Regions from separate parts of the Homo sapiens genome. Here region 2 is linked to region 1. Evidence: chromatin loops called from intact Hi-C (ENCODE). Cell type or tissue: Caco-2. All regions are shown on one strand. Each heading gives the region's core, and the rest is flanking DNA. Links, peaks and the distances in the headings are about the cores only. Region 1 overlaps LOC105372035 (a long non-coding RNA gene). Region 2 overlaps CHST9 (carbohydrate sulfotransferase 9).

What was found. A loop is a pair of places that touch in the nucleus more often than their neighbours do. Peaks named below come from ENCODE experiments on the same cell type or tissue, not always from the same donor. Only the 100,000 strongest peaks of a DNase experiment are listed, where the experiment ranks them.
Region 2: it touches region 1 in a loop (7-fold over the local background); 50 of 110 quality-filtered maps call a loop at or near these places.

The regions. Positions count from the first base shown.
Region 1 is chr18:26,807,222-26,823,919 of GRCh38, reverse strand. It overlaps LOC105372035 (a long non-coding RNA gene), which reads left to right. Exons shown (of 3, transcript NR_188008.1): 2 at 1-401; 3 at 1,371-1,579. Among named protein-coding and RNA genes, the nearest start is that of AQP4-AS1, 50 kb to the left of the region's middle. In Caco-2, for the core only: no CTCF peak of the experiment used is centred there; a DNase peak (open chromatin) is centred at 10,679.
Region 2 is chr18:26,994,691-27,011,388 of GRCh38, reverse strand. The region is part of intron 4 of CHST9 (carbohydrate sulfotransferase 9); the gene reads left to right. It overlaps LOC124904275 (a long non-coding RNA gene), which reads right to left. Exons shown (of 2, transcript XR_007066323.1): 2 at 12,031-13,357. Among named protein-coding and RNA genes, the nearest start is that of AQP4, 140 kb to the right of the region's middle. In Caco-2, for the core only: no CTCF peak of the experiment used is centred there; no DNase peak of the experiment used is centred there.

The DNA.
Region 1 (16,698 bases), core at 5,795-13,794:
CAGTTGTACTTATTACTGTCATTATGCAGTCTCATTAAATATTATTAAAAGCAATTATTATGGATATGAAGAACAAAAGATCTACTTCCTCTACAAAAACCAAATCAAATGCATTGAAAAGAGACAATAAAGTCAGGTCACCTTAAAAATAAATACTGTCATCTTAAGTTTGACCAAGACAACCATAAAAGATTGAGGAAGGAAATCAGATCATTTAAAAATGGGAAGAATAGTGGTCTTAGATTGCTTTGTAAGTTTCTGTAAGTTCCTCCTTCACCTAAGAAACTGAAGCTTCACATGGCCAATGATGCTGTGTAGGTGTCACTTGTCTGTGAGAGCCAATGAAGAACATTAATCAGAAGAACCAAACTCAAGAACAAGGTCATTTCCTGCTTCACAAGGTTGGTGAATTGGTGTATAATTATGGGTTTCTATTTATTTATTTATTTATTTATTTATTTATTTATTTATTTATTTATTTTGAGATGGAGTCTTGCTCTGTAGCTCAGGCTGGAGTGCAGTGGCACGATCTCGGCTTACTGCCACCTCTGCCTCCCGGGTTCAAGTGATTCTCCTGTCTCAGTCTCCCAAGCAGCTGGGATTACCGGTGCCTGCCACCATGCCTGGCTAATTTTTTTGTATTTTTAGTAGAGATGGGGTTTCAACATGATAGTCAGACTGGTCTCGAACTCCTGACCTCAAGTGATCCACCCGCCTTGGCCTCCCAAAATGTTGGGATTACAGGCATGAGCCACAGCACATAAGATTTGTGTAAGCTATTTTTACGCTTCTGTACGTTAACTGACTTTTTTGATTGGGTGATCCACTAAGGGTTTTATTTTGGTCAAAGAAGAATAATTGCATTTTATTACACATGAAATGATATTTTGGGATGGTACTGAGGTAGTTTCTCCTTTTCTATTGTCAGGGCCATCTTTACTTTGAAAGATACAGAAAGACTGTGTATATCCTTGCTTGTGATCTTCCCAATCAGTAGCATCTGTTTCTAGGTCAGATGGCATACAAGTTCCTCCTCTGCTAAGAGTTACTGCTTTTGTGCCTCCCCAAAAAGATATAATAAAAATAAGATTGAATATGGTCTTTTAATCTTGGAGTCATAAAAGAAATGTTGAGGGGCAGGGGCTCAAATCACTCCCAGATGAGACACCACAACTTGAAAAGTGATAGAGCATATGGCTTTGCATGTGTGAGGCTTCCTCTTGGAAAACAATAAAGGCAAATCACAGACAGGATCGGGAACACTGATTATTGCTTGGGTGTAATTTATTATATCTTAGATTCTGGAAAACAAAACATAGCAACATGCTTCACTCTTGTCATGCAGAGAATCTGTGACTATTTCTCTGTAGATAATCAGAGCCCGGATAATGGTCCTGAGATTGTCTAGGTGCCACTGTGAAAAATGCCTCAACCACAAATGGATTTCTAAGTAGCCAGACCTAATGGGCCACCTTTAATGATCAACAGAGCCAAATCTTGTTATTTCATACTTAAGGTAACTGGAGCAGGTAAACCACATATGATCTGATCAGTGTACTCATTAAAGAAAAAGTTGATGTATTTGCTCTAATATATGTCCCTGTGTCAGATATATGTGCCAATGACACATCAGAAAAATTTCTGTTAAGTAGATAATCATTGATTAACCTAATTAATTTCATAAATTAATTTTCCCCATAACTATAATAAAACTTTTTATGATGTGGTTTGATATATACAGATTATAAAATATCCAGGTTAAACCATGTCTATGCAAACACTTCCTAAAATGTGGATACTATAATACAACGTTACTTGCCTCCATCTCAGGAGGCTTTCCTTTTTGATATACCTATCATCCCTCTGGTGATATTTAATTAGGAATAATTACTGCAATCATTTACCTTAACTTAACCATCTTGGTCAAACTACTTTCTCTCTAAATTCTAAAAAAGATCCACCATGAAAGGTGAGTCACCTTGAAATCATACCATTATGATGAAAATTGCCAGGATCACCATAGCTTACTGCCACAAGGCACAGTCATCTTTGTCTTAGCAGAGTTCTAAGAGGAAATCTTAGGATGCACTGTACTACAGTTCACTTTTAAGAGCTGGTAACCACCTGGGACTCCATTAATCCTGACTTACTAAAAAAGAGATATCAAAGAAAAAAGCATATTGTCCACTTCCTTATTTTTATTTTAAACTCCAGAATTTCCTTAACAAAATGTAATTCCAATGCAAGCATTCTAAATGGGAAGTTTAACTGATAAATAAAGTTGTGTTCTCAAGGTGGTAGAAAGAAGATAGGAAGGAGGGAGGGAGAAAGGAATGGGGGGAGGAAGGGAGGAAGAGATGGGGAGAGAAGAAAAAAAGGAAGGGGTGGGAGAAAAAGATGGCATGTTTTCTCTAAAGAAATTTTTTTTTTTTTTTTTTTTTTTTTTTGAGGCATGGACTTGTTCTGCCAGCTAGGCTGGAGTGCAGTGGTGCAATCATAGTTTACTGCAGCCTTGAACTTCTGGGCTCAAGTAATCCCCTGCCTCAGCCTCCCACAGCAGTGGGATTATAGGAATGAGTCACCATGCCCAGCCATTGTTTTTTAAATATTACTTTTAAACAAGGAAAAGAGATATGCAGCCACTAATTGAATAGCTAAAGCTTTCTTGATGTGATGACTACATAACACTCTCAGAGAAAAATTCTAAGAGGTGCGGGAGAGTGTAAAATTGTAGGGAGTTGTGAACTATTCCCTATCCACCATCACACTCTATCAACAGAGGGTTTTAAAATCTGCATTCAGTTGGAGCCTAGACTGGGGGCACCTCAAAGAGCTGGAAGCATTGGTCATCCTCTGACCCCAGCACAAAATTACGAAGGGTGATCAACAATGTAATATTGATAAAGACATAAATGTTGAGTGAGTTTAAATATTAGGTACTATGTCATACTTTTCTCCCTCATACACAGCATCTTCAATTTTAAAAGTCCATAGAATGAAAAGACAGGTGCATATGGATGTTAACTGCAGCAGCACTTAGCCAAAAAAAAGTGAATATTACAAAAATGAGCATCAATAGAAAAAAGGTGAAATAAATTGTGATACATCTGCACAATGAAATACTATATAGCTATTTCTATTTTTAAAAAAGATACTAAAGAAAATTGTTGTGTATGTGTGCTGCATATGCAAAGAAAAATAGTCAAATAGATGTATAGAACTATAGGAAATATAGCAACATAGGAAAGAGTTGGAAGGGATATATACCATACTTAACAAGGACTACTTCTGATGGAGAATGGTATCAGAAAGAACAGATGAGGAATACTTTTTATTTCTTATTTACATAATTCAAATTGTGTAGGATACTATCTTTTTTGTGATATCTTAGTATTTTTTCTCAAATTTCAAAGATATTTTATGTTACTATTCCTAGAAACATTCTGGGTATGAACCACAACTTCCACCATTCCAAGTGTTTTTAGAATGGAACTTGAAGAACCTTAGACACAGTAGGGTTCCCTTTATAGAATCAGCAAACCCCAGCAGAAGACAATACAAGAATTTGTGAATCCACCTAATCTCTCAGGGTCCCCAAAAGAAGGAGCAGCCTAAAACAATTCCTGGAGTTTGTGACCATGTCAGGCTAAAATACCTATCAGGTGCATCTCAGAGTGAGAGCTAGAATATCAAAGTTTACGTTTCCTTCCCAAGATAATATTGCATAGAGAAGTTTTTAGAAGCTAGTCACAGAATATCTTAGAAAGTTACATTGCTTATTTCAGTTAAATTTTGTGGATTTCATGGATAAATAAAAACACTTTCAGGATGGTAAAATAAACTGTTCATACTGTGTTTAGGAACTTTTTGTCTTGCCTACTCCCCAAAATCATTTGAGAGCAGTATATGTAGACGGGAAGCGAAAAGACTCAAGAAAGATGGCAAAATAGCACTTTCCAGTGCTCATTCCCCTGCAGAAACATCAATTTGAACAATTATTCAGGCACAAAAATACCTTCACAAGAGCTAAGGAAACTGAGTGAGTGATTACAGTATCTGGGTGTAGCACAGAAAAGATGTGTTGAAGAAGGTAGGCTGGGCGCGGTGGCTCACGCCTGTAATCCCAACATTTTGGGAAGTAGAGGCAGGCGGATCACCTGGGATCAGGAGTTTGAGACCAGCCTGGCCAACATGGTGAAACCCTGTCTCTACTAAAAATACACAAAAAAATTAGCCAGGCATGGTAGTGGGTGCCTGTAATCCCAGCTACTCAGGAGGCTGAGACAGGAGAATCACTTGAACCCAGGAGGCAGAGGTTGCAGTGAGCTGAGATCATGCCATTGCACTCCAGCCTGGGTGACGAGAGCAAGACTCTGTCTCAAAAATAAATAAATAAATAAATAAATAATAAAAAGAAAAGAAGGTAGGAAGGACAGTTCACATTACCCACCCATGACAACCTCCCCCAATCCCAGGCAGTACAGAATAAAGACAGATACCCTTTATGTGGGGGAAAGAGATGAAAGTGAGCACCAGACTTTGCCTCAGGCTCCAACACTGAGCCTGCCCCAGTAAAATCCAGCGCTGGGCAGCACCCTGTGGCTTCAGACTGCAGGCCAGCCTGCCAGGCTGAGCCTCCAGAATTGCCTTGGCACCAGTCCAGATCCTATAGCCCCAGATTCCAGGCCTGCCTGGGAGACTCAGTCCCCAAGTATACCCTACTGCCAGACTGACTTCAGCATCCCCAGGCTCTGGATAGGCCCCAGTACCAGGACAACTCTCCCAGACTTGGGCTCCACACTAGCCTCAAGGCCAGGTGATCCCCAGTAGCCCCAGGTTCCAGACCACACACATGTCTCTGGATGAGTTGACTGGTAAAGGGATTGCCCAGACAAAGCCAGTCTGCAAAGATTGAAATAAGTCCCTACTTCTTCAAATACACAGACACCAATGCATAACCACAAAGATAAAGAACAATCAAGGTAACATGACCTCACCAAAGAAACAAATTAAAGCTTCAGTAACAGACCCTAAAGAAATGGGGACTTACAATCTGCCCAACAAAAAATTCAAAAGAATCGTTTTAAGTAAGCTCAGCAAACTTCAAGAAGATGCAGAGAAACAATTTTACAAAATCAGAAAAATAATAAATAACCAAAATGAGAAAATTAACAGAGATTGAAATTATTTTTGAAAACCAAACAGAAATTCAAAGCTGAAAAATACAATGAATGAAATAAAAAATGCAACTGAGGGCATCAACAACAGAATCAATAAAACAGAAGAAAGAAATTGCAAATTAAAAGGCAAGTTATTTGAAAATGTACAGAGAAGACAAAAGAAAAAAATGAAAAGTAATAAAGAAAGCTTACAATATTTATGTATCAGCATCAAAAGAGCAAATATTCAAGTTATAGGAATTAAAGGAAGAGAAGAGAGATGAAGTAGAAAGTTAAAATTTTCAAATCTGGGGAAATATATAAATATCAAGGAGAAAGAAGATCAACATTCTTCAATCAGATTCAATCCAAACAAGACTACACCAAGACATATTAAAATCAAATTGTCAAAAATCAAAGACACAGAGAAAATACTGAAAGCAGCAAGAAAAACGAACCAAATAATAAAGAAAGAAGTTCCAATAAGACTAATAGTGAACTTCCCAACAGAGACCACATAGGCCAAGAGAGAATGGGATGGTATATTCAAAGTGCTGAAGGGAAAAAAAACAAAAAACAAAAAACTGCCAACCAAGAATATTTACCTGGCAAACTGTCCTTCAGAAATGAAGAGATAAAGACTTTCCCAAACAAAAGCTGAGGAGGTACATTGCCACCAGATCTGCCTTATAAGAAATGCTAAAGGGAATTCTTCAAGCTGGAAAAAAAGTAATGCTGATTAAAACACATAAAAGTATAAAATTCACTGGTAAAAGTACATGGTTGAATTCAGAATGCTCTAATACAGTAATGGTGGTATGCAGATAACATATCATGACTATGACAGTTAAAAGAAAAAAATTATTTAAAATAATAACATAACAAAAAAATAGTAACAGCTACAATTTAAGGATACACAATACAAAAATATGTAAATTATGATATCAAAAACATAAAATTGGGGGTGGGGTGGGATAAAAGTATAGAATTGTATATGCAATCAAAGTTAAGTTGTTATCAGCTTAAAACAGCCTGTTATAAAGTGTTTTACATAAGCTTCATAGACTATAGACTAGAATACAATAACCTTTAGACTAGACTAAATAGACCTAACAAATATATACAGAACATTTCACCCAGTAGCAATAGAATACACATTCTTCTCAAGAACACATGAAATGTTCTCCAGAATAGATCATATTAAACCATAAAACAAGTCTTAATGAATTGAAGAAGACTGAAATTATATCCACAATGTTATGAAACTAGAAATCAATAACAGGAAGAGCCTTGAAAAATTCACAAAAAGATGGACATCAAACAACATGCTCCTTAACAATAAATGGGCCAAGGATGAAATTTAAAAATATCTTGAGACAAATTAAAATGAACACACAACATAGAAAAACTTATGGGATGCAGCAAAAGCCATTCTAAGAGGGAAGGTTATAGCAATAAACACATACATCAAAAAGAAAAATGATCTAAAATAAATAGCCTCATGTTATGCCTCAAGGAACTAGAAAAAGAAGAACAAACTAAGCCAAAAGTTAGTAGAAGGAGGAAAATAATAAAGACCATAGCAAAAATAAATGAAAGAGAGAATACAGGCAGGCAGGTGGATCACCTAAGGTTGGGAGTTCGAGACAAGCCTGGCTGAAATGGTGAAACCTAGTCTCTACTAAAAATATAAAACTTAGCTGGGCATGGTGGCATGTGCCTATAATCCCAGCTACTCAGGAGACTGAGGCAGGAGAATCACTTGAACCTGGCAGGTGGAGGTTGCAATGAGCTGAGATTGCACTACTGCACTCCAGCCTGGCTGACAGAGTGAGATTCCATCTACTGGGAAAACTGGCTAACCATATGTAGAAAGCTGAAACTGGATCCCTTCCTTACACCTTATACAAAAATTAACTCAAGATGGGTTAAAGACTTAAATGTTAGACCTAAAACCATAAAAACCCTAGAAGAAAACCTAGGCGATACCATTCAGGACATAGGCATGGGCAAGGACTTCATGTCTAAAACACCAAAAGCAATGGCAACAAAAGCCAAAATTGACAAATGGGATCTAATTAAACTAGAGAACTTCTGCACAGCAAAAGAAACTACCATCAGAGTGAACAGGCAACCTACAGAATGGGAGAAAATTTTTGTAATCTACTCATCTGACAAAGGGCTAATATCCAGAATCTACAAAGAACTCAAACAAATTTACAAGAAAAAAACAAACAACCCCATCAAAAAGTCGGCGAAGGATATGAACAGACACTTCTCAAAAGAAGACATTTATGCAGCCAAAAGACACATGAAAAAATGCTCATCATCACTGGCCATCAGAGAAATGCAAATCAAAACCACAATGAGATAGCATCTCACACCAGTTAGAATGGCGATCATTAAAAAGTCAGGAAACAACAAGTGCTGGAGAGGATGTGGAGAAATAGGAACACTTTTACACTGTTGGTGGGACTGTAAACTAGTTCAACCATTGTGGAAGTCAGTGTGGCGATTCCTCAGGGATCTAGAACTAGAAATACCATTTGACCCAGCCATCCCATTACTGGGTATATACCCAAAGGATTATAAATCATGCTGCTATAAAGACACATGCACACATATGTTTATTGCGGCACTATTCACAATAGCAAAGACTTGGAACCAACCCAAATGTCCAACAATGATAGACTGGATTAAGAAAATGTGGCACATATACACCATGGAATACTATGTAGCCATTAAAAAGGATGAGTTCATGTCCTTTGTAGGGACATGGATGAAGCTGGAAACCATCATTCTCAGCAAACTATCACAAGGCAAAAAACCAAACACCGCATGTTCTCACTCATAGGTGGGAACTGAACAATGAGAACACATGGACACAGGAAGGGGAACATCACACCCCGGGGCCTGTTGTGGGGTTGGGGGAGGGGGGAGGGATAGCATTAGGAGGTATACCTAATGTAAATGACAAGTTAATGGGTGCAGCACACCAACATAGCGCATGTATACATATGTAACAAACTTGCACGTTGTGTACATGTACTCTAAAACTTAAAGTATAATAAAAAAAAATTATTAGGTTAAAAAAAAGAGAGAGAGAGAGAATTGAAAAAAGTAGAAAATATCAACAACCCTGAGTTGGTTTTTGAAAGGATAAACTCAGAAAACATTTAACTAGACTAAGAAAGAAAGACTTAAGTAAAATCAGAAATGAAAAAAAGACATTACAACTGATACCACTGAAATACAAAAAATTGTAAAAGACTACCATGCACAATTATATGCCAACAAATCAGATAGCCTACAAGAAATAAATAAATTCCTAGACACATAAAACCTATCAAGACTGAATCATGAAGAAGTAGAAAATCTGAACAGACCAATAAAAAGTAAGGAAACTGACTCAGTCTCCTTAATAAAACGTTTCCCAACAAAGAAAAGCCCAGGACCTGATGGCTTCAGTGTTGAACTCTACCAAACATTTAAAGAACTAATACCAATCCTTAAACTCTTTCAAAAGATTGAAGAGGACGGAGCACCTCCAAACTCATTTTATGAGACCACTATTACCCTGATACAAAAGCCAGACAAGTACACTACAAGAAAAGAAAATTACAGGCCAATATCCCTGATGAACATTGATGCAAAATCCTCAACAAAATACCAGCAAACCAAATTCAACAGCACATTAAAAGGATTATTCACAATGATCAAGTGGGACTTATCTCTGGGATGCAAGGATGATTGAACATACACAAATCAATAAATGTGACATACCTCATTAACAGAATGAAAAACCAAAAACATATAATCATCTCAATAAATGCAGAAAAAGCAGCTGACAAAGTTCAACATCCCTTCAAGATAAAAAGAAAAACTTTCAAAAAAAAGGTATAAAAATGTAGACATTTATCAAAAAAATACATACAAATGGCCAAAACTATATGAAAAAGTCTCAACATTAATTATCAGGGAAATGCAAATTAAAACCACAATGAGATACCGCCTCACACCTGTTAGAATGGCTATCACCAAAAAGATAAAGGATAACAAGTGTTGAAGAGGATGTGGAGAAAACAGAGTCCTTGTGCATTGTTGGTAGGAATGTAAATTAGTAAGCCATTATGGAAAACACTATGGAGGTTACTCAAAACATTAAAAATAGAACTACAATATGATCCAACAATCCCACTACTGGGTATATACCTAAAGGAAATGGAATCAGTATGTTGAAAAGATACTGGCACTCTGATGTTCATTGCAGCATTATTCCCAAGAACCAAGATATAGAATCAACCTAAGTGTTCATCAACAGATGAATGGATAAAGAAAATGTAGTATATACATAATAAAATACTATTCAGTCTTACAAAAGAATAAAATGCTGTCATTTGGTATAGCTTGGATGAACCTGGGCATCATGTTAAGTGCAATAAGCAAGGAACAGAAGACAAATACCATATGATCTCACTGATACGTACAATCTAAAAGAGTCAAACTAATAAAACAGAGAGTAGAATGGTGGTTACCAGGGGTTTGGGGTAGGGGTCAGGGCTGAGGACATGTTGGTCAAAGGATACAAAATTTCAGTTAGACAGGAGGAAGTAAGTTCAAGAGACCTATTGAACAACATGGTAATTATAGTTAATAACAATGTATTATACTCTTGAAAATCACTAAGAAAGTCAATTCTAAGTGTTCTTACCACAAAAAAATAACAATGTGAGGTAATGTGTATGTTAATTAGCTCAATTTAGCTACTCCACAATGTATACATATTTCAAAACTTAGGTTGTACATAATAAACATATATAATTTTTGTCAATTAAAAAACACATTTTTGAAAATAGAAAAAGAAAAGTCATATATATAGCTATGTAATGGAGAATAAATTCTTCAATGAAGACACCATTTGGAAATAAGGAGAGCCTGAGAATATGCTCTTAATAAAAATTTCTTATTGTTATTGTTTTTCAATTTTCTGCTAATAAGGTAACTTCCATAATAGCCCTGCAATAGAATAAGTATGAGTAGAGTAAGTGTTATTATGTGTCACATTTATCAATAGCCATGCATGTTGTCTCAGAAACATATACCTTTTTTCATAAACTAACTTTGATGTAATTTCTACATTATCAGAAGTCAATATAGAATTAATTTTCTCTACCTACAGTACTCCACTTATTCATTCAAAAAATGTCATGAGTGCTTACCTCCAATATTCCAGGAACTCTGACATGTGAAAATTCTTTGTAAAGTGGAAAGTGCTACTCAAATATCAATGCTTGCTTTTCAGTCTGAGCAGCCATTTTCGTGTCTGCTGCCTCCTTAGAGCAGCTATTGACTACTCTCCAGAAAAAAAGAGAATCTGATAGGTTTCACAGAGGTGATAGAGAAATTTCAGCCACTTCCACCTTTTGTAAGTGAATCACATAATATTCTCCATTGTATCCACAATAAAGGCAACAGGACTCATGTAGGTGACCTAACAGGGAAGGGAATGTTGGTTAGGCAGCACCACCTAATGGCTGCTGGACAGAACCTGTATCCTCTTCCTTGAGAACATGGGCTGCTTTATCACTTTTTTGTAGATGGGTTTTAGATACAGGCAGACTAGGCATTACACTATTAATTTTTACCAAGGTCAAAAGAGATACATGACTTTGACCACCTCCTTAAATGCTGTTAGAAATGTGACTGGACAATGTCAGGCATATCAGAATCACTGCCACTTTGCCTACTCAAAGCTAATAGATTTAGGGCACCATGACTAATAAGATGGCATCTTGCTTTCTATTAAAGACACTTCTTTTAATTTCTGCTACAGATGAAGAAAGAGGAAATAAAAGCTACTTAGAATAAACCCTGCTATAACTTAGCATATGTCTGGAAAAGAACTTCAGGGGAAATTCAACTCGAGATTCCCTTCCCAACAATTAATTTCCATGATCATAATGATTGAGATGAGGACTGACGTTATCCCCCACCCCTACTCCCCACCTCCCTCTTCTCATTGTTACACATTGATGTAGAAAAATGCTTTCTTCAGCTCTTTCTAGTCTAACTAGAAGTTATTATCACCCAGAAACAGTAACGCATACTTGTGTGCCAAAAAGGACAAAGGACTGCTTTCATTGGAATAATCCATAAATTCCAACTTCATTACTTCCACATTTCTTTTCTGAAAACAAAAAGAATGATTTAATCAGATAAACACACCTAACTTTATGCCTCTTCCATCCCTCTCACTGCTGCTGAATCTAGTCTTTGTCTTCAGGGCTTTCAATTCCTTGATCTTTACATTATCGCTGAATCCTCTACTACTTTTGTCCATTTTCTCAGTCATACTTTCAATAAGATCGTGGTTTTCCAGGACCCGTTTACCCACCTTCATACTTTCCCTTCTAATTTTTAATCTCACATTCTTCGAGTCAGCCATTTTGCTTTTGAGCCCCATTTTGAATACAGAGCATTACTGAGGGGGAAGTTCACATAACTGAGTAGATGGGATCTGCAGCATGTCCATGCCATCTAATTCCACTTGTCTCTGTCCACTGAGCCATCTCATCAATTATGTATACTGATCCCTATTGAGATTCTCTGTATAGCTCTTTGAAAACTTTTCTACCCTTTGCAAGTCCTCACCAAACTACAGCCATATTATCTGGTTCTTACTTCACTGAGACGCTAGATGACTTCAATTTGAACCCTTTAATTATTCTCTCTTAAATTTCCAATCTCCCTGCTTCTCATGGTTTTCCCCCTTTTAATCACATTCAACCAGAAGTGTCCTCTGAGACTAACCTTTTCCCTCAGGGTTTTATCTCACTCTTTCCCTCCTCGGGTACTTAATAATAATTGCCTCTCCTCACATATTCCGCCTCTCCCTGCCCCTGGGCACCTTCCTTCCTTGGTTTAAAAATACAACTCTTGGCCAGGCATGGTAGCTCACGCCTATAATCCCAGCACTTTGGGAGGCCAAGGCAGGAGGATTACGAGGTCAGGAGTTTGAGACCAGCCTGACCAACATGGTGAAACCCTGTCTCTACTGAAAAAAAAAAAAAAATTGGCTGGTGTGGTGGCGTGTGCCTGTAATCCCAGCTACTCAGGAGGCTGAGGCAGGAGAATCACTTGAACCCAGGATCTGGAGGTTGCAGTGAGCCAAGATTGCACCATTGCACTCCAGCCTGGGTGACAGAGCGAGACTCCATCTCAAAAAAATAAAATAAAATAAAATAAAATAAAAATAAATAAATTATAAAAATACAACTCTTCCCTTGAACCTTTTTTGTCATCAAGATTAAGTCCCATCCCGCTCCTCTTCTTTGTTGAGCTTCTGGAAAGGGTTGCTGTAACTCACTGTCACCACATCCTTCCATCTCTTTAGCCTTCTTATCACTGACTATTGGGTTTTTCAATGGCTTTTGGCTTCTCTAAGGCACCAGTATCCTCCTAATTACAAAATCCAAAGACCTATCCTTGGATTTTCCCTTCTGTCTCTCCTCAGTATCCAGCCCTGTTGCCATCTTCTTCATGAAACCCCTTTCTACATTGACTTTCAGGAACATATTGTCCTTTTACCACCCCAATTATTCCTCCCACTTCCTCTACTTCCTTTGCCTTGAAATTACCTCCAAGGTAACCATGTCCCCAGCACATGGGATACACAGGGATCAATGCAAATAAAACTCTGCCCCAGTTTTATCTGTAGAAGCTAACATTCTAGGGGGGATAAAAAATAACACAGTAATTAGGCAAATCATTTAGCATGTTAGAAGGTGAATCAGGTATAATTATCTCTCTTATAGATGAGAAAATGGACGCCTAAAAGAATGAATCATTTGCATGAGTACATATAATCAGGATCAGGATTACTCCAATCCAGCACCCTGACTCCCATCACCACGCTACACAACATCTCCAATGCCCGAGAAAAGACCTCTGGAAAAGAACTTCCCTCGTAGAAAAGGATTCTGTGCAGCTGAGCCTGACTTTTCCCTACACTTTCCCTAGTGCATATTCCTTCTTTAGGACCCTGACACCACAATACCTAGTCTGGGTAGTATGTTACTCTCCACATAAAATTCCAACCCAAAATAGAAACGAATCACCTAAAGATGGCTTTGTTTTCCTTCACTCGCATAAGAAAGACAGACTGAAATTTTGAAAAATGTCAACACCTAAGGAAAAATGTAACTTAAAAGTATGAAGAAAATACACAAATCATACAAAAAAAGAGGCATGAATACGGTTAATCTTATGAAGTACAGGGTTCTGATTTAGGCAGGAATACCTAAGTGACTCATGCAACCCACCCATTCCATCCTTCCCTCTGCTTTTGGAAAATGTCTATAAATAAGTTCCCCAAGACTTTTGTGTTGTCTACTTCAAAGCTGGGGCACACAGCGGAAGGCAGGCTGAACTCCCATTGTAAGCCCATGATCTGGTCCTTGCAGGTACAAGTCATTAACTCCCCCTCCTATGAAACAGTTATCATTATGCTTCCACTCCTTCACCCAGTCCCCATTAAACTAACGGTCCTACCAAATAAAGTCTACCAAGTAGAAGTTCTCAATAGAATGACAACTTAACTAGGTGAGGATCCATAAAAGTTAGTTTAGTTCAATTAAGCAAACAATTATTCAGCTCCTATTACATGCCAGGTCCTGATACAGAGTAGTCATTTAATCAATATTGGTTGAATGAATAAATGAATAAACGAATAATTAAATAAATGCCTTGTTGTGTGCTAAGGCTACAAAGGCGAATGAGACATATCCCAGCTCTCAAAGAGCAAGTTCACCTCTCAGGCTGAACATGTACACACTCAAACTTCAGCATATTCAAAAATGAGCTATTCATCTTTTTTTCTCTCTTTTGAGACAAGGTTGCACTTCGTCACCCAGGCTGCAGTAGTGTCCTGCTTCTGGTTCACTGCAGCCTCCACCTCCCTGGGCTCAGGTGATCCTCCCACCTCAGCTTCCTGAGTAGCTGGGACTAGAGGCATACACCACTAATTTTTGAATTTTCTTTCTTTTTTTTTTTTTTTTAGAGGTTTACACCATGTTGCCCAAGCTGGTCTTGAACTCCTGGGCTCAAGTCATACTCCCACCTTGGCCTCCCAAAGTGCTGGGACTAGAGGCATGAGCCACCACGCGTGGCCTTCATCTTCTTACTAAAAGTAAACTTTGTTCTCCTTTCTTACTTCCCTTATGTTCCCAATCTCATTTAACCTCAGAGTTATTCATACTTCCCTCTCCGTGGGCCCTGACATCTTCCAAGTCCATGGCCTCATTTTCCTTCCCATGATCACTTTCCTAGGTCATGATTTATGAGTTTTCATCTGAATAATTGCTGTACCTTCGTGACTGGACACTCCAGCTCGTCTGTCCTGTCCTCCACCCTCACCCATGCCACCTACTCTCCACCTTGCCCCCAGAATTGTCTTTCTAAAACGTAACAATCTCAACAACTTTCTTGTTCAAAAACAATGCTGACTTTTCATCATCCCCTACTGTGGTAGTCACGCCATCCATGATAAAACAGCAGCCTCCATCTCCAATCTTACTGAAACCATACTCCCTTTTCTTACCTGACTTCCACACACCCTTAGCCCAACCTCATTGGATTATTATCTGCCCTAGAGCAGGTTCTACTCCCTTCAGCCTCTGTGCATACATCTGGGCCATCCCTTCCCCCTGAAATGCCCTGACTATGGGCCATGGCCATTATGGTTCTATACCTCCTCCAAGGCCTGACTCTAATTCCTTCTACTCCAAGGCATCTTCCTAATTGGAGCGTCCTCTCTCTCCTTTATTTCTCTCAATGAAATCCATTCATACTTTCATTATGGCATGTTTCACAGTTTTCTCATGTTAGAATCACTAAATGCCTCTGTGAGACTTTGAGCCCCAGGAGCTCTTAGACTTTATCTAACTCATCCATATAATCCCCACAGTGCTCATTCCAGTTGTGGCTGAATTGGCTGGGTAGTAAAATATTTTGTCTATAACTGAACTGAGCATACATAGAATGATGCTAATGAGAAGTGACTGAGGTTTAAACCTGATTTTTAAATAGAATAAAATAAACAGTTTCCTTTGCATGAAGAGGAGTTAGTACCCTGGTCATGAACTCTCTCAATCTCATCAGTCTTCCAGGAAATACATAGTCTTCTGGGAAACCCCCATAATTTTCCTACAAATGCAAAGCCAGATTCACAGGGGAGACTGGTGAGAGAGTTTCACAAACTCAAGCTTAATTCTTCACTACTACATACACAACTCAAGGCACAGGCCCTGCAGACAGTAGGTCAGTAACAGCAACACTTAAAGACAACCCTAGTAAAGGACAAACTTGGTGGAAAATAATACAAAAACATACTTTTAACTTGTCCAATGCCAGTTTCTGAACAGTGCCAAAATATCACCTCTTGAAGATGAGAAGGCATTGGAAGAAGGGGTAAAAAGAAGGGAATTGAGACGTTAAGGGTATTGAGACAAAGAGGAGGACCCACTACCATCTGCCATGTTCTGCAACCTAATGTTTCCTTCCTGGACACCAATATGGCCCTTCACACCCTCTTGATTTGACCAACAATTTCTGCATCCCATCCCTGGTCACACATTAATGGTTAGCCTGCCACTTTCTTGGATAACTACATGGGGTGTGGCATCCCCTTTAGACCCCTGACTCTAGCTGTTAGTCATATCTTTGATGGGAATAGAAAGATTTATGGCCCTGATCCCATATTCCTAAATCACCTCCAGCTGATCAGTCTACTGGTGAAAGAGACTCAAAAAGATGAATCTAGAGAAAAGATTGCCATGAACAATATGTACTTGCCTGATGTGTTCCCTCTATATCAACCTCTACATTAACCCACCAATGGTGGCTTCAGCCACAGGATATAGGAAGATCTGAACATGCAGGGCCATTTCTCCACAAAAGAAACAGGACAAAAATGGAAGATAATTCCTACTTGCTGGATGCCCTGACATTGACATCCCCTCATTCCTTGAATTTACAGTCAACAGTAAACTTGCACAATCGAAGTTAATCCTAACATAACCTCCTCATTGAAACTCATAACGCTGTCAGGTTCTTTTATCCCACCCTTCGCGTAATGCACACCTCCAATCTTGCCCCACGTGAATAATTTCACTGTACCATTACTGATACCAGCATTCAAATGATTTAACAAAAAACATAGCAAATTTTTTCTTAACCCAAATCTAGCTGATCAAAATTCTGATTAAACTTTTGCACAAAAAAAAATTTGAAGAAAAATTTAAAGGACAATGAAAACTAATAGATATTCAAGTTTTTAGAAAATAAACTTCTAGAGACTGTCCCAGGATCAATCCATATTTAGCCCAATTTCCTGCAACTTCTCCATGTAAAATATCCTACAATGAGAATTTATAGTCTGACTGGCAACCCTCAGGCACTGTAAAATTCTTAATCATCAAAAATGCAATTATGCTCACTATACTGTAATTACTAAGGAAAGAGTGCACTCATACATTTTACA
Region 2 (16,698 bases), core at 4,334-12,333, 190 kb before region 1:
CACGGCCCTGCACTCAGGGCATTGGTGTGCCTGATTCTATGAACTGTTTGAAGCTTGTCTGTTTACACCAATGAGCACTCTCTGCTCTGTTAAAATAATTCCTGCCTTCACCAAGAGAAAATGAAAGCCACTTCAGTGGTGTTTTATTATAGAAATTTAAATAAATTAATGCATATGATTATAGGCTTGCTATTTTGTCATTCTTTTTTGACTTTATTACTACATTGTCCAGGCCAGACTTCCATGTCACTAATTACCCAAAAAGACCCAGAGATAAATCTTCCTGTGGCTTCAAGTCCTCCTTATTGTTAATCTCCATGCCAGGGCTTCTCAAGCTTGGCTGCATATCAGAAATCACCAGGAGCCTTTACAATATCTGAATACCTGGCCCCACCCCAAGAGCCCTGGCCTCAGCAGACCTGTCACTCCTCAGCCACTGCCTACCAGAGGCTGGTGGTCTGCTGAGTGTATTCACCGCCCTCTCTTTCCTTTCCCCACCCATCTGCCCTTGAGACAGCTCATGGCCATAATTCCTGCAAGTGACTATAGCTTCTGCAGCTGGTGTCCTGAGCCCCTTAGAAACAGTCCCGATCAGGAAATTCCCAATCAGATATCAAGATGGGGCTTCCCATCATCCCTTGAGACATTTCTGCTGATGCCAAAATACACAGTAATGATAGGTACTAATTCTTGAGTACGATGAGAGATGGGAACTCTCTCTCGTTCAATCCTCAGATCAACTCTATATCAATGACATTATTATCTTCATGTTGTATATGAGAAACCCAAGGTTCAGAGCAGTTTCGTTCCTCATCCACAGCCCCACAGGAAGTAGAGGAGGAGTTAGGATACAAGTTCGAGGCTGTAGGGCAGCAGACCTCACACTCCTCCCATTGCACTTGCCCTGTCTCTGTCCTGGTGGAACATCAGATCACTTGAGTTGACTGTAAGACAACAACTGTCTTGATTTCACCCTGACAATTACTTCAAGTCATGTAATATTCATGTGTGGCCAATGACTTACAGTAGACAAGAACACAGGGAGAGGAGGCTGTTTTTTTCATATGTCACTAAAATTGTAATAGTCTAAAAGAAGGAAGTCGAAGTGAGAAAAAAACATAGACCATGAGAGTGACCTCCCTTAAGTCCCCAGGGCTAAAAGTTAAGAATATGAGATCTCCCTTTCAGCTGTCAAGTATCATTTTGTGATCTTAAATAAATTTACTTCATATGAAAAAAATACGTATCTTCAGACATGTTATAAAGGAGAATGATTCTGAGTATGATACAATTATATTTAAGTAAAGAACCTAGTAGAATTAGAAATATTGCAGTCTAAGACTTATAAGCCTTCACAGAAAACTGAGGTTAGAGGGTTAGATATAAGTGAAAACAATAAAACAAAAGTATTACCTTTTTACTTTTGCTGGTTTAATTTAGAAACTATGCCTTCTGGTTTTACCTCCAAGGCTCATGAAGTGTGTATTTCTGATGCAACCCCAAATAATTTACCATGGATATGATTCTACCAAAGGTAAAAGCAGAAGAAAAGAAAGTCATAAAGTGGATGAGAGGAAGGCTTCTTCACAGTTCAATAATGCCAAAGAACTCAGAAGCTTTGTTTCAGAAGATATGTTTTTTATTTAAAGTGTTTGATGGTACCCTTTTCAACAGAGCCACAGAATAATAAAAGCTTATTTAATTTAATTTTCCACTTCATTACTGCCCAAAGTACAGGACCAAGTGAAGGAATGCCCTCACAGATTGCATGCCATGTGTCAGAAATGTATTACCATACTTACTGGCATTACTTCACCCACCTATCTATAATATTTTAATTCTGAACTGAAAGAAGGGAAATTATACTAAGACCCAGATCTTAGCCTGATGATGACTTGGCAAATTCCATTAGTCCAAAGATCTGTGCTTATTTTTTTTAGTAAAGGATCATGAACAACGAATTCAAATTATCCAGCATTCATTAAGCAATAATGAGTGCAGAACACCATTCTAGAAAAATGAGCATGTAAATGCCTGGCCTCCTCCTAGGAAAGAGTTCTTTGTCATGTTCATAAAAACTCTAAGGTCATTATTTTACAGAATGGGCTCCTCAGGACACACACTTAACCATTGTAGGTTTTGTCATCCATAAAATAGAGTGTAGTCCAGGCTGGAGGGGAGATGAAACTGTCTCTACGATCCTTTTCAACATTAAAGACTTGAGATTCCATGACTGAATCCGAGTTACAGATTGTTACAAATTGCAACAAAATATTTAAGCAGAATCAACAGGACCCCCTTTCCTCTTTAAGTCCTTGATATACAGTGCAAAAACCCTACCTGAACTATAGAGGTATATTTCTATATGTGTGAGAGAGAAGAGCACAGGACGAGAGTGAGAGCACTCGCAAGTGATTCCTTTGGTTTTCAATTCTGAGTTTCAGTATTTTTGACAAAGGAAAGGAAAAAAAAAAAACAGAACAGAACAGAACCAAAAAAACAAGAACCTGCTGCAATCCTGTCTCAAGATTGAAGGGCCACTGAAGATTCAACTCTCCTGATGATGGCAGAAGAATGGAATGCCAGTATTCCAGAATACTTCTTGTGAGCCCAGCACTGTGGCAGGTGCTAAAGGAATAAGAAAGCAACCGAGATAGGTAGGGAAAAGAGATAGATACAAGAGGACAGGGGGAGCAGTTGAATGAACGACTGCCTCCTAGCCTCGCAAGGAACTCATTTAACACTTTATGCAATTTATTTTTCCTTTTTCCAATTAAGGATTGTCAACTTAAAGAAACATCTGCTCAATACACACTGTTTCAAAGCCAAAAGATATATTAAGTGGTGGAGAACTACAAACTAGAGAAAGAACTACATTTAAATTGATTGGTTTTAATATAGCATGCTTAGGAGGGACCAAGTATAAGAGGGGAGATAATGCTTTTCAGATTTATATGTGATATGCTATCATTTCTAACTACTTGATTGTTGTTATTAATACAAATGCTTAAAAGTACTGCTTGACCATGCTGAAATTACTTCTTTAGTTAGGTCAGTTCTCTGAAGTAACCATTCCATATCTCCCCTAGTTTGAAATTTAATCTCCCAACCCCATCTTCTTCTCCTCTTCAGTGGATGACTTTCATGTTCCAGAGAAGTTAATAGAAGGCACCTGCTGAGATCTATCTCTGATATCTTCACCAGATCTGTATACACCAATATGCTTTGCTCTCATTGTCTTCTCCTTCTCTCCTGTTACAAGGGAGGAGTGGACCCACCTCCTATCAGTGGTGAGTCGTCCCTCCTATGCTGTGGGTCCTGTCTCTCCGTGTCCTCCCATGAACCTCCCTGATGAGTGACTCACTTTCTCTTCTGGATCTTTAACCTCTTCTCTACTGGATGCTTTCTGTCAGCATTTGCAATGCTCTGTATTCTCCCCCACCAAAAAATAAATCAGTCAGTAAATGATCTTCCTGAATCCTGTATCCTTTTCCAGATACAGCTCTTTTCCTTAGCCATGCATTTCAGAAGAGTTATCTATACCCTTTCCTGTCCCCCCAGACCCTATTTTCTCCATGTTCACCCCAGTCTGGCTCTGTCCCAGCCACTCCACTGATTTGCACTTGCGAATGGTTGATCTCCATGCTGTTAAATTCAGAGGACACTTTATTGTCCATCTGACATGACCTGTCCTAATCTTATTATCCTCTCCTTCTAGAAAAATAGGATTCCCCCTTCCCTTTCTGACTGTTCCTTTTCCATCCCTTTGAGTTTTGTTCTTCTATTGGAATTTTACTCACTGGATTATTCTTGGCTTGGCCTTTTGCTTTTTAATCTATCCTCTTTCCCTCCTACAGTGATTATATCTGCTCTTGTAAGCCAATGTCTCTTCTTCACTTGCTTATCTTCAGAACATGAGAGCCACGTAACCACCTGCCTATTGATATGCCATTAGTGCTACCTGCCTCACCCCTGGCCCTCTTCCAAAATCTCTCAGTTCAGTAAGTGTCACCTCCTTGCTACTGCTGGAAACTTAGGACTGGACACTTTCCCTCTTCTTTAGTCTGCATTTTCAATTAAGGGCTATCTATCAATTTTACCTCCAAAACATATATTGTGCTGTCTGTGTCTTTCTCTCTCAGCCACCATCTCTCACTGACTATGGAAACAGGAGACAGCCATTTTATTAAATAGTTGTAATTGAAAGGGATACTTAAGCAGAAAATGTCATAAAGAGGTAGCATTGTCAACTATTCATATTTTAGTGAATCCACACTTCAGTGGGTTTCTCCACCATGGAGACTTTGATACCAGAGTGGGGATTGCGCCTGTTGAATGTGGAATTTTAGGAGCTTGAAGTAAGCTCCACGGAATGCCCACACACGCATATACACGCACACACACATGCACGTACACATGCTCACATACACACAAGGGGGACTGGAATACGGAAAGCATAATATGTGCTCTCTCCTGCTTTCATGCTGTGTTTGATATTGCCATGACAGGATCACCATCTCTGCCCATTCACCAGTGTCTAGTTTACCTGCACCAAGGCTGTTCAAATGACCCGGCTTTGCTGGCTTTGACTCAATCTATCTCAGGGAGATTGGACTTTTCTCTGCAGTTTTTATGTGACAGGTTGAACCGAAATAACATCTAAAAATTGCAGCAATCCCAGAAAGACTGAGAAGCAATCACATAAATCATTTGAATCTGGAATGGTGGAGGAGGCAAGCAAATGTAGTACAAAAAGAGCTGCAACTGCAGACGGGAAATGGGCTTTAGAAACAAACGATTGTTCCAGCTATCTAGGACACTATGAGGATAAACAACTAATGATCTCTGACATCTCAACCACACTTGAAATCAAGTGAATGGAAATTAAATAATTAAACAGGCCAAACAGCATTATAATAAAAATTTATATGGCAGGGAAAACTATTATAGATTCAGTTCATGACCCACACATTGCTGGAGGTTTTCAGAACAATCAAAGTACTTATTTGTATCAAGTTCATTGGAATTGGTGGACTTCTTTCTATGAATATAGCATACCCTCTCCACACCCAGTGTATAAATTTTAGAGAGCTCTGAAAATAGATTCATCATTGGGCACTTGATGCTGACCAAATAAATAAATAAATAAAATTAATAAAGCCTAGAGCAGTGGACCTCCTCTCTTAGGGCACAGACTGAGATCTATTTTTCTGATTACATCAGAGAGAAAATTCCAGTGGCATACCGATCGTTTTAACTTCATGCTAATCAGTTTTCCTTTTAACTAGCTCTGTAAAAAGGTGATGGAAGTAAGACTATGGTGGTACAGGGAGTGCAAGTGAGAAAAAACACAAATATTTGAAGCTAAAAATTCTGAATAAAGAATTAGAAGTGAGTCTCCTTATGCAGCTATGGGAATATAAATATAATAGACCTAGATTCTCATTCAAAATCAGTTACTAGCCCAGTAGTACCTAACTTTGTTTCCATCCCAGAAGTGGCTAAGAAATTCAACATGCTTACATCAATATTAGTGGCTCAGGGACTGCAAGGGCAGAACTGTTCAAATCTTAAGCTTCTCCTGCCCCTAGTGGAAGAAGAAGGTTCGTAGCTAGGAAGAGCTTCCCCCTCACCTCCAGCAGATGTTGATGCCTCCCCTGGAGACTTGCCCCTTCCCCCATGGAAACCAATTGATATAACCCCTCTGTGCCTCAGTTTCCTCATCAATAAAATGAGGAAAATATATTCCAGGATCTTTTAATGTGTAAAACAATATACAAAGAGAAGTTATAATATCTCCTATTTGCATGTTTAAATTCATAGACAATTTGCTAAATATGGTACACCAGAACTGGATTTGTTGAATGTTCTAGTTAAGCTCTTGAGTACTCAGGATCTAAAGAGAATCTAAAAATAGCATCGATTTGAAGTAAATATCATCCCCACTCTATTTAAAGGTCATTGTGACTCTGCTTCAAAGTATTAAGATCGGTTCCACCAAATTTTAAAGAGAGAAGAAAAGACCCAAGGTTGGCCTCTATAAATTATTGGGCTGAGCATTTTAATAACTATCATTTATTAAGTCCTAAATATATGCAGAGATGCTGCTAAAAGCTTGACATGTAATATCTCATTTAATCCCTACAATAATCTTTTTATTATTAGTAGTAGTATTCCCATTTTACAGACATAAAACTGAGGCTCAAAGAAATTACATAATATGCCCATATCACACGAGTCGCTAAATCAGTATTTAAGCCTTAACATTTATTCTTGCAGTGTCTATGTTTCATGCTAGAATTATAGGAATATCAGAAGTGATCAGGAGAAATCATAACTGGAAAAGTATAGCCTGTCATTCTTCATGTCTGTGCTGCTATTTTGTTGTTTCACAAACTGAATTAAAAGAAACGATGTCAGGAATCTGAGTCTTCATATAACTTAACAGAGGAGAAGGGAATGTGACTACTCACAGTCCAAATAGTTTATTTTGTTAATAGTGTAATTTGGAGAGGCCTGATTTTATTCTAAGGGACTGTGAATTTTTCCAATTATAAATTAATTCATAAAGAAAAACAGTAATTTATTATGGTGTCCTAGACCTGCTCAAGAAACCCTCCTTTCTGCCTAATTAAAATAAATTGATCGAAAGTTGGATTGTTTGTCCCTACGACAGCCACATTTGTACTACGAAAAGGGAAACCGTTAGAACAAAATTACTGTGAAAGAGATTTTGAAATTGGACCTTGTCACTAGGGGGCACTTAGGGATATAAAATCAGCATTGCCAAAAGTACTTTCTGAAATAAAACAATTAGTAGCATATGTCTTTCCAAGAGAGGGAAAAAATACATTTATCGACATAAGGATTCAGCACCTCTCTTGATGGATTATTGTTAGGTGCCAAATGGGTTAGAGAAAAAGGACCATTAAAAGTGGGCACAATTTTGAAGTGAGAAATCTTATCTTTTCTCTGCCTCTGCCTTTTACCACTGGAAGCACAAATGTGTTGTTAAGGAAAGAAATATAATAATAAAAAAAAAAAAGACAGAAAAGAAAAGCCTAGCAAAACGCCCCCGCCCTGCTTGATTCTTTTCATTGCTTTCTTGTGGCCTCTTTCTCTCTGGCCTTTTCCCTCCTTAATCCTCGCCTGAGGAAATTCTCCTTCCCTCTGTTGCTCGCAGTAATTTGCTCTTCCTTTTTACAAGCCTATCTTTCATTCTGTTCTTCCTCCCATTATGCCTGGTTGTGTTCTTCCACTTTACTGTTCTTCTCTGCTTTCATTAGGTGTGAGACTGAGTTCTGGTTTTGGTTTTTATCTCTGTTTTGTGAGTACTTTTTTTTTTTCCAGACACTCATATTCCTATTTCCATAAGAAATCAATAAAATGTGTTTCCAGGCTCTGTTTTACCTAAACGTGATGGTAATAGATAACATGTTATCTGAGGCTAGAGGAGAATAGTTTCTCACACTGATCAAGTAAATGGGGAGAAAAATTGGAGCAAATAACACATTCTTACATTACAGTCTTTTATAGGAAACAATCAAGCAGAAAAACATATTTCATGGTGTATATACAAGACTAAGCCCGTAGATTGAAAAGTGAAAAGTATAGCAAAAAAACTCCCAAAAGCTTGTTTTTGTCCATGTGATACCCAAAAACCAATTTAATTCATTTTCTTTTCCAAATCCACCATTTCTTTTGGCTGTCATGTGCAGGTGTTGTAAAGTACAAAAAAATCACCAAGTGCTATATGTGAGGAATATCAGATGTCTCAGCAACACCTTATAGGAGAAATGGAAGACCTTCAATTGCCCTACTCCTTAGTGTGAGGGGGAAAAAATCTTTCTATATTATACACCCTATCTGCGGAAATTACCCTGCAGTTATAATTAAGAAAATAATTGCAAGTACAATTTACCAGGTCCATGCCCATTATTTCATCCTGTAAATTGAAACAAAGAAAACTTCGCTGCACTTCACCCAGCGACCTAGTTTGTGAGCTTTGGGCTAACCTCCCATGAGTGGTAGATCTAGGTCTTCTTGAATAATGAAATGGTGGTCTGGGACTGGGAATCATGAATATGATTCCTTGTTCCCCTGACTCGCCATGTGGTCATGGGAAAGTCTACACATCATCAGTTTTTCTGGTAGGAAAATGATTAGGATAATTATTATGCAGATTACTCTAGAGCTTTGATTTCAATAAGCCACTCTTAGCACCTCACTCTGCCCTCAACCTTTAAATAAACTTTTCATTCACGCAAACAACAAATGTTATTTCCAATGCCAGTTTTCACACAATTATTATTTTAAAATTATTTTCAGGATACTGTTAACTTTTTTAAATTTATGTAGCGCTAGGTCAAATTATAAGATTTCTATCTAGTTAGCCAACCCATGTGGTTGAGTTACAATGTACAGATAAATTAATTTTAATTTCAGTTTTTTAACTTAGTAAAAGATTTTCATCTTTTCACATTTCTGCCATTAACATTTCCTCCCACTTGAAACTACTCTGCTGACCTAACTTCACAATTTATGTGTTTATTCACACAGTCATTACTTTAACATTGCATAATTTCTTAACATTTTTCCTAGGAAGATAGAATATTTGCTTTTCTGTGAACTGTAATCCACAGATGCTCCTCATCTTATTATAGGGTTACATTTCATTAAACTCATCATAAATTGAGGACATCATAAATTGAAAATGCATTTAATACACCTAACCTACCTAACATCATAGCTTAGCCTAGCCTACAAAACACTTACATTAGCCTACAGTTAGGCAAAATCATCTAACACAAAGCCTATTTCACAATTACGTGTTGAATATCTCATGTAATTTTTTGAATAATTTACTGAAGTGAAAAACAGAATGGTTACATGAGTACTCAAAAGTACAATTTCTGCTGAATGGATATAGCTTTTGCACCACTGTAAAACTGAAAAATCATAAGCTGATCCATCATAAGTCAAGGACATAGGTCTGTATTGCATTTCTATATTGCATTTACTTCCTGGTTTCTAGGAATATCAAGATGATCCATGTTGGCAAAGAGCTCAGTTTTTGTTGCAGGAGGCTACATAATGCAATAAAGGAAATAGCAAGGCTATTGTAGCCTTCCAAGTGAGCAATGAATTAAAAAAAAAAAAATTAAGGATGGTGCAGGCCTCCAGGTAGGATTCTGCAGTTTGTGCACTGCAGGGTGAATGGGGGCTGAAAGCTCACTTACATTGTTTCTCAAGCTGTGGGTCCTGGCCCAGTACTGAATTAGCCTAAAGGAAGGAGTGACTCTTTCTCATTCATCCACCCAAAGGATGTGCCTTTTTTTTTTTACTTTGTCAATCTTGAGTGGGCATTTCTTTAAAAAATTGTCTTTCTGCAGGGGCAGCATTTTGAAATTCACAAAATGTTCTGTATATGCTTGGCCCTGAGTTTAGAGGTTAGGTTGTTATCTCATAATTCCACTGTTCCCTCTGCCTTTCCCCCATCTTCCTGGTAAATGTCTTCTGTTCCGTGGGTGTTTCTGATTCTATGCCATTCCTCACCTGAGTGTGCCAATCCACAACCCATGTTTGTGTTGACATTTTACCCAGTCCAAACTTCTGTCATAAGTAGTCTTATCTGAAATGAGATCCTCAATAACTAAGTTCTGTCCTATCCCTCCTGCCCTCCCACCCTCCCACCATGCATTCTGAGGTCTCTGAGGAAGGGTGTGCCCAGCAAACAGAATCAGGAGGGCATAGTCTTTTTTTAATAATGCCTTTACTCCAAGCCCCATGAAGTCTCTGCAAGACAAAGTTAGAGGCAGGCCAACTAGCCTCCAACCTAGTTAAGCCATGAACCTTCTTTTCTCTCTTAACTAGTTCCACATCCAAATCTCAGCTTGTCTTAAGAGTCTAAAAGTAAAAGCACTTCTAGGAAAGCAGTAAAAAATTGTTTGCAAAACAAACTTCTTTATACTTTTGCTAATGCTTCACCCAAATACATTCTTGGACTAGATGCAGCATCTCAGCCCTCCTTGGGCATGGAATGTGAGCAGCCGAGGGTCATGCCTCTTTTCCAAGGGAATAGAATTATTTCTCTTCCTCCTCTTAATCTACCAAGTTTAATGTCCAGTCCTAGAGTCAGTCTGGCTTTTTATTATTCCCTTAGAGAAGATCAGTGCATAATCTACTTATATGCACACACATCATCACCTCCTACATTATGTTTTGTATCCTCCTCATTTTTCAAAGACCCTGTTTATAAATCTACTCTCCCTGTAAAGTTTTTCCAATTCCCCTAGGGAGTTAGTTGCTTCTATCTCTGTGCCTTCTGATGGTAATCTGTTCACATGCTTTATAACCTTTGGGGGCACTGATCTCCAATGTGGGTTGCTCATATCCCAAGGGGTATGCAAGATCATCTACTAGGGAGAAATGATTAGAACTTCCGTTTGTTCTAAGAGCAAAGTAGATGTGATTAGACAATTCAGAGATGGGGGGGTGAATCTTGAGAGCATGGTTAGCTATATACACAACTTTGGAAACCCACATGGGTATCTGTAATGTGATCCCTCCAGGGATGTGGTAGGAGGGAGTTGGAGATGTCATTTGTGTGTATTCTTTATCTTTTTAAATCTCTATTTTAGGGGAAAGGTAAATTTTATGAGATCAAAATATTCTACCATGGTGGTATATGATAAAGGATGGTTGGATAGATAGAATAATAGATAGATAGAGAGATAGATAGATAGATAGATAGATAGATAGATAGACAAAACAAATAAATGATGGAGAGAAAGTGCTGTACAATGAAAAAGGCTTTAAGACTGTTTCTGTAGGCTGTGGACTGCTAGGCTAGGGCTTCATCTTATGTTTCCACGTCACATATCACTTGCCCGACAAATTAATTTTGAAAGAATAGATATATTATTTTAGATTCTCTACATTTGAGTTAGCTGAAAGCAAGGCATACCTGGACTAAAATTTTGATAAGTCCCTTCGTAAGTGAACACCTTTGCCACTTAACTCATCTTGTTATTCTTGAAAGACTATTCTATGTCTATAGTTTTTTCTTGCTGAAGTTGCTAAAGCCCTCAAACGTCCAACAAATCTAGAGTTCTGTATGTGGAAACTAAGAGCAAAGCAGATGTGGTTAGACAATTCAGAGGTCTGGGGTGAATCTAGGAGCATGGTTAGCTATCTGCACAACTTTGAAAACCGGGGTGGATATCTGTAATGTGATCCTACCAGGGATGGGGTAAGAGGTAGTTGGAGATATCATTTAGAATCTGTTCCCCAAAATGAAAAAAGACAGCCTAGGTCTCTGTATTTACAAGCATGTTACTGAGTTGAATGTGCACATCATCAAGCTGCTTTTCTGTTGCATTTTTATTACGTGGTTCTCTTGTATTTAAGGGGTTTCCCCTCCTATTTTAAGAAATGTGCTTTATAACCAGCTACTAAATAGTTGGCTTTGCATCATTACACACTGTCCCACTTAACGTCTAAGTACCCAACTAAACTGATTGTATGTATTTGTTGTTTTTATTTTTATTTTATCCATAGACTTCCCTTAATATTTAGATAATAATAACTTTACTACTACCAACTCTGTTATATTTTATACATTACAATACTTAAAAATCCCTGAAAGGTAGGTAATTTGGACCTCATTTGTTAGAATTTAGAAAGTTAAAGAGAAAAATATAACTTTCTCAGGATATACAAAATTATATAATATAGTGAAATTCTTTTTCTTTCACCAATTTTTTTATATAAACTTTTAAATGTTTGTTCTATTTAAATTTAAAATTAAATATTGAGTTTCATCTTACAAAACATGTAATTACTTTTGGAAATGCATTTTATGAGACCTAGTAAAGTCAATATCAATGATATGGACTAAAAATCATTATCATGCTTGGAACACAAGTTTTTAGAGCACACTGCATCAGTGATGCTATGTACTTTGAAAAATGAATTATAGCATTATGGACTACATCCTTCCAGAATTGATTTTGAAAATCCAAAGTTGAGTATTTTAGAAGCTATAGTTTAATAGGAATTGAACAGCAAATAGTATTTTTATTTTTAAAAAGTAATAAAAATGATTTCAGAAAGTTGTCACAGTCATATTTATTACCTGCTCCATGGCTCTGAACCATAAATCGACAGCCATATCTGAAGTGTAAGCAAATACTGTTTCATATAAATGTAGTATAAGCATTTTCAAAGCTTGTTGCACAATCTCATTATTGTGATCTGTTATTGCTTTTCTTCCCAAGAGAAAGGCTGTCCATCCTAATTTAGTACTGAATAAGTGATTTTTATTATGTTCTCCCAAGTGAAAAGTAGCTCCAATTCTTTCAACTGAAATGATAACCAGAATGACTTAAAAGGAAATGGGGCTGGGGAATTGTGGAACCTCCTGCTACCCAGAGAAAAACCCATCGGTGCCATGGACAACGCACCTCACTGTCCCCTGAGGGAAAGAGCGTGGCCTCAAAGGTCCTTCCCGGATGCTGCCACATGATAGCCAGAGACTGCCAGCATTGACAGGAAATTCTTTCCCATTTGGTATGAATGAAAAAGAACAGTAAGACATAATAGTCTATCTGGATTTCTTTTTTTCTTTCTTTCTTTTTTTTTTTTTTTTGTTGTTGTTGTTTTGTTTTGTTTTGAGACAGAGTCTCACTGTGTCACCCAGGCTGGTGCAATTTCAGCTCACTGCAGCTTCCGCCTCCCAGGTTCAAGTGATTCTCCTGCCTCAGCCTCCCAAGTAGCTGGGATTACAAGCACACACCACCACACCCAGCTAATTTTTGTATCTCTAGCAGAGACAGGGTTTCGCCATGTTGGCCAGGCTGCTCTCGAACTCTTGACCTCAAGTGATCCTCCCACCTCAGCCTCCCAAAGTGCTGGGATTATAGGCATGAGCCATCGCACCCAGCCCAATCTGGATATGTTTATACTCTCATTAATACTTTTATTTCTTTATTTCATCTTTCATATTATTTATTCTCCTTGTCCATTCATTGATTATCAAAAATTTTTAAATATCTGTTTAGTGTCTATCTCAGTATCAGATCCTGGGATTGCAGAGGCATGGGATTTGTTCCCTCAAAGGGGATACAGGAGTGCAAACCAGTGAGTGAGATCCAGCGATATAGGTGCCACAATAAAATACGAGCAGGGTGCCAGGAGGGCACAACGGAGAGAGCTAAGTCAGACTGTGGGGAGTGTGGAAGAGCTCCATGCCCATCACCCTGTGCTGTGTCTCAAAAGATGAGAAGCTGTTCTTCAGCTGGGATTTGGTGTTGGGCCCTTCAGCAACAGCTGGCTAGGACTGTTGACACTGCTCCTCCTGTTGATTACAGAACAAAAAAAGATGCAAAATTACTAGCTATGCAGAATGGGAATTCAAAATAAAAATAACGCTTCTTCATAGTTCCACATCATATGCTGTGGTTTAGAACTGTGTGCTTTGTGGCAAAAATTAATGGCAGAGAGTATATGTAAATGGCCCTATGCAGGCCCTGACTAGAGGCCTGTGGCAGAAATTTATATTAGGCCCGAAAAATCATGGTTCAGCCTTATTCCCAGGCCTTGAAGACAGTGATATTACCCAAAATGTCTTGTTAGGTAGTATAGTAAAGTGGTTATGTGCTATTATAAAGGGAAAGTGATTCGCAGTTGGAGATTAATTTTGAGTGCTATTCTAGGGTGATGTCGTGGAATGGCCACCAAGCTACAAGATCACATTTATCTTAACCCTTTCCTTATCAAAAGTTTCCAACTCCATTTGCAGAACTCTTTCCCATGGCATTATTGTCTAAGATGCATGTCAAGACATACCTTTTACATGAAGCTTAGCTAGAAATCTTGCATTGTGCAGATAAATCTCATCACTACATAGTGGTTTCTCCTCTAATTCCATGCCATGAGATCCTCTTCAATGAGATTATGTAAGAAGAAGTAACCAAACCCCCACAGATGGCTTAGAAAGATGGATTACATTATACTAATTGTGTTTATAATGGATAATATAGATATTACTGGAGCATTTTATTTTATAGCTCAGGATTATACTACTAATAATAACACTTTCTCTACTTAGAATTTTGTTTGCAGTTATATGCTGGAGAATTACTTATTTTAAGAAAGTTGTTCCACCTTTCTGCATGATCACCAACATTTATTGATTAATAGCTGTGTGTGGATCCTAAGCACTCTATAGCCCTGTCAGTAACATCTGCTGTTATTCCCTTTTAAAGATGCAAAGGTGGAATTCACAGAATGAAACAACATACCTACGTAGCTAGCAAGTGGTAAAGCAAAATTGGAACTCAGGAGGTCAGAATTCCAGACCCATGCTATGACTCATTGTGCTAAGATGTTTAAAATACTAACAAAAAATACTGCATATTTTTCTGATAGTTGTGGGACATGTGTTTAAAATACAAAGGATTATTGCTGACGATAGAGGAAATATGGCCCAAATCAAATTTTCTACTGCTTTTCTCTGACAAGCAGCATAGAGTCAAATTAAGAGATTAGGCATAGTTTAGGTACCTGTATATACACATAGATATAGCATCTGATGTTAGATTACACACATACATGCACACAGCCATGCATTTCACATACATGCACACTGTGGAGGGACAAGAGAGTATTTTGGACAGTAATCCAAGGCAGTACTTTAACTAGAGTCTGTATCCTCAGGCCTGTCTGAAAATTATGAAACTGCCCATTCTCTAACATCCTTTGGGGCAGGTATCCGCCTTCCTGCCTTGCAGCCTCTCCAGCCAATGGAGTTTGGTTTTGTCCTATATAGAAGCACTGCTACCCTAACTGTTAACCAATGATTATAAAAGCACGGAAGAAGAGGCCTTTCCTCTCCCTCATATCCTGCATGTACCACACACTTTTAAACAACCAGATCTCTGAAGAACTCACTCACTATCATGAGGACAGCACCGAGCCATTCATGAGGGATCCGCTCCCATGACCCAAACACCTCCTACCAGGCCCCACCTCCAACGTTGAGGGTTACCTTTCAACGTGGGATTTGGAGGGGACAAAACATCCAAACTATATCAGTGTGTCTAAAGCCTTCCAATTAAAAAAAATGTTGCTGACTTAGAATCATGTTTACAGGGTATAAGTTGTAAGAGCAGAAGTACAAAGAATGAGAGTGTAAGAATGGTGCATGACGGACTACCCTGGGTATCACCCAGGCCTGCCCACATCATCTTGGATGGACAGGGCAGGTGCCTGAGCACCATGAGAAACAAATCATGATGGACTCAGATATTGGACCAGACCCATTCCTGGCTTATAAGACATGTAAGCAACGAGTAAAGAATCTGGCTCTATCATCCAGACGGGCATTTCATATTAACTATATAATTTCTTATTGCTGACACTATTAATTTTGTAATTCTTGAACTTTTAGCTCTCTCTTAAGAGGGAAACTAAAATTGCAGCTGATTTATTTTCAAAATTCAGCCTAAACTAAATTATTATAGAACGAAAATGTAAATCAATTACATTAAGATACACAATAAGCAATTTTGCTTTAATAATAGACAAAGCAAAGCAGTCTTTCTTTTCAGGTTTGTTATTGTGTTGAAAACTTTCATCCTAGGTTTTTCATCTCAATTTATAAGTGTTAATGAAAGTTTTCTGAAACTGATTTTTGAAAACACTTGCTTATTTTTCATGTATCCCAAGCTACAGCTTGAAAAGGAAAATTTGGACTGACATTTGCAGGCTAAGCTTGTATTAGTTATCAACTGCTGCATAACAAATTATGTCAACATTTAGCAGCTGAAAACAGCAGCAGTCTATTATTCCACGGTTTCTGTGGGTCGGGAATCCAGCCAGCTTAGCTAGAAAGTTTTACCTTGGGGTTTTCCTCAAGGCTGCAGTAATCTTTTTTTTTTTTTTTTTTTTGAGACGGAGTCTCGCTCTGTCACCCGGGTTGCAGTGTAGTGGCGCGATCTTGGCTCACTGCAAGCTCCGCCTCCCGGGTTCATGCCATTCTCCTGCATCAGCCTCCCGAGTAACTGAGACTACAGGCGCCCACCACCACGCCCAGCTAATTTTTTGCATTTTTTTTTTTTTTTTTTTTAGTAGAGATGGGGTTTCACCGTGTTAGCCAGGATTGTCTTGATCTCCTGACCTCGTGATCCACCCACCTTGGACTCCCAAAGTGCTGGGATTACAGGCGTGAGCCACTGGGCTGCAGTCATCTTAAGGGTTGCTACTTGCAGGCTCATTCATGTGGCTGTTGGCAGGTCTCACAAGCTCTGCTTCCATCTCAGTCACATGGGACCCTCCGCAGGGTTGCCCAAGACACGTCCACCGGCTTTCCCCAGAAGTGAGCACTCAAAGAGAGAGGCACCCAAGATGGAAGCCACAGTCTTTTCACAACCTAATATTAGAGCTGATGTCCTGTCACTCTGCTATATACTACTTGTTAGGAAAGAATCAATAAATCCAGGCCAGGCACAATGGCTCACGCCTGTAATCCCAGCACTTTGGGAGGCTGAGATGGGTGAATCACTTGAAGCCAGGAGTTTGATACCAGCCTGGGCAACGTGGTGAAACCCCATCTCTACTAAAAATACAAAAATTAGCTGGGTGCGGTGATACACACCTGTAATCCCAGGTACTCAGGAGGCTGAGGCAAAGAATCAC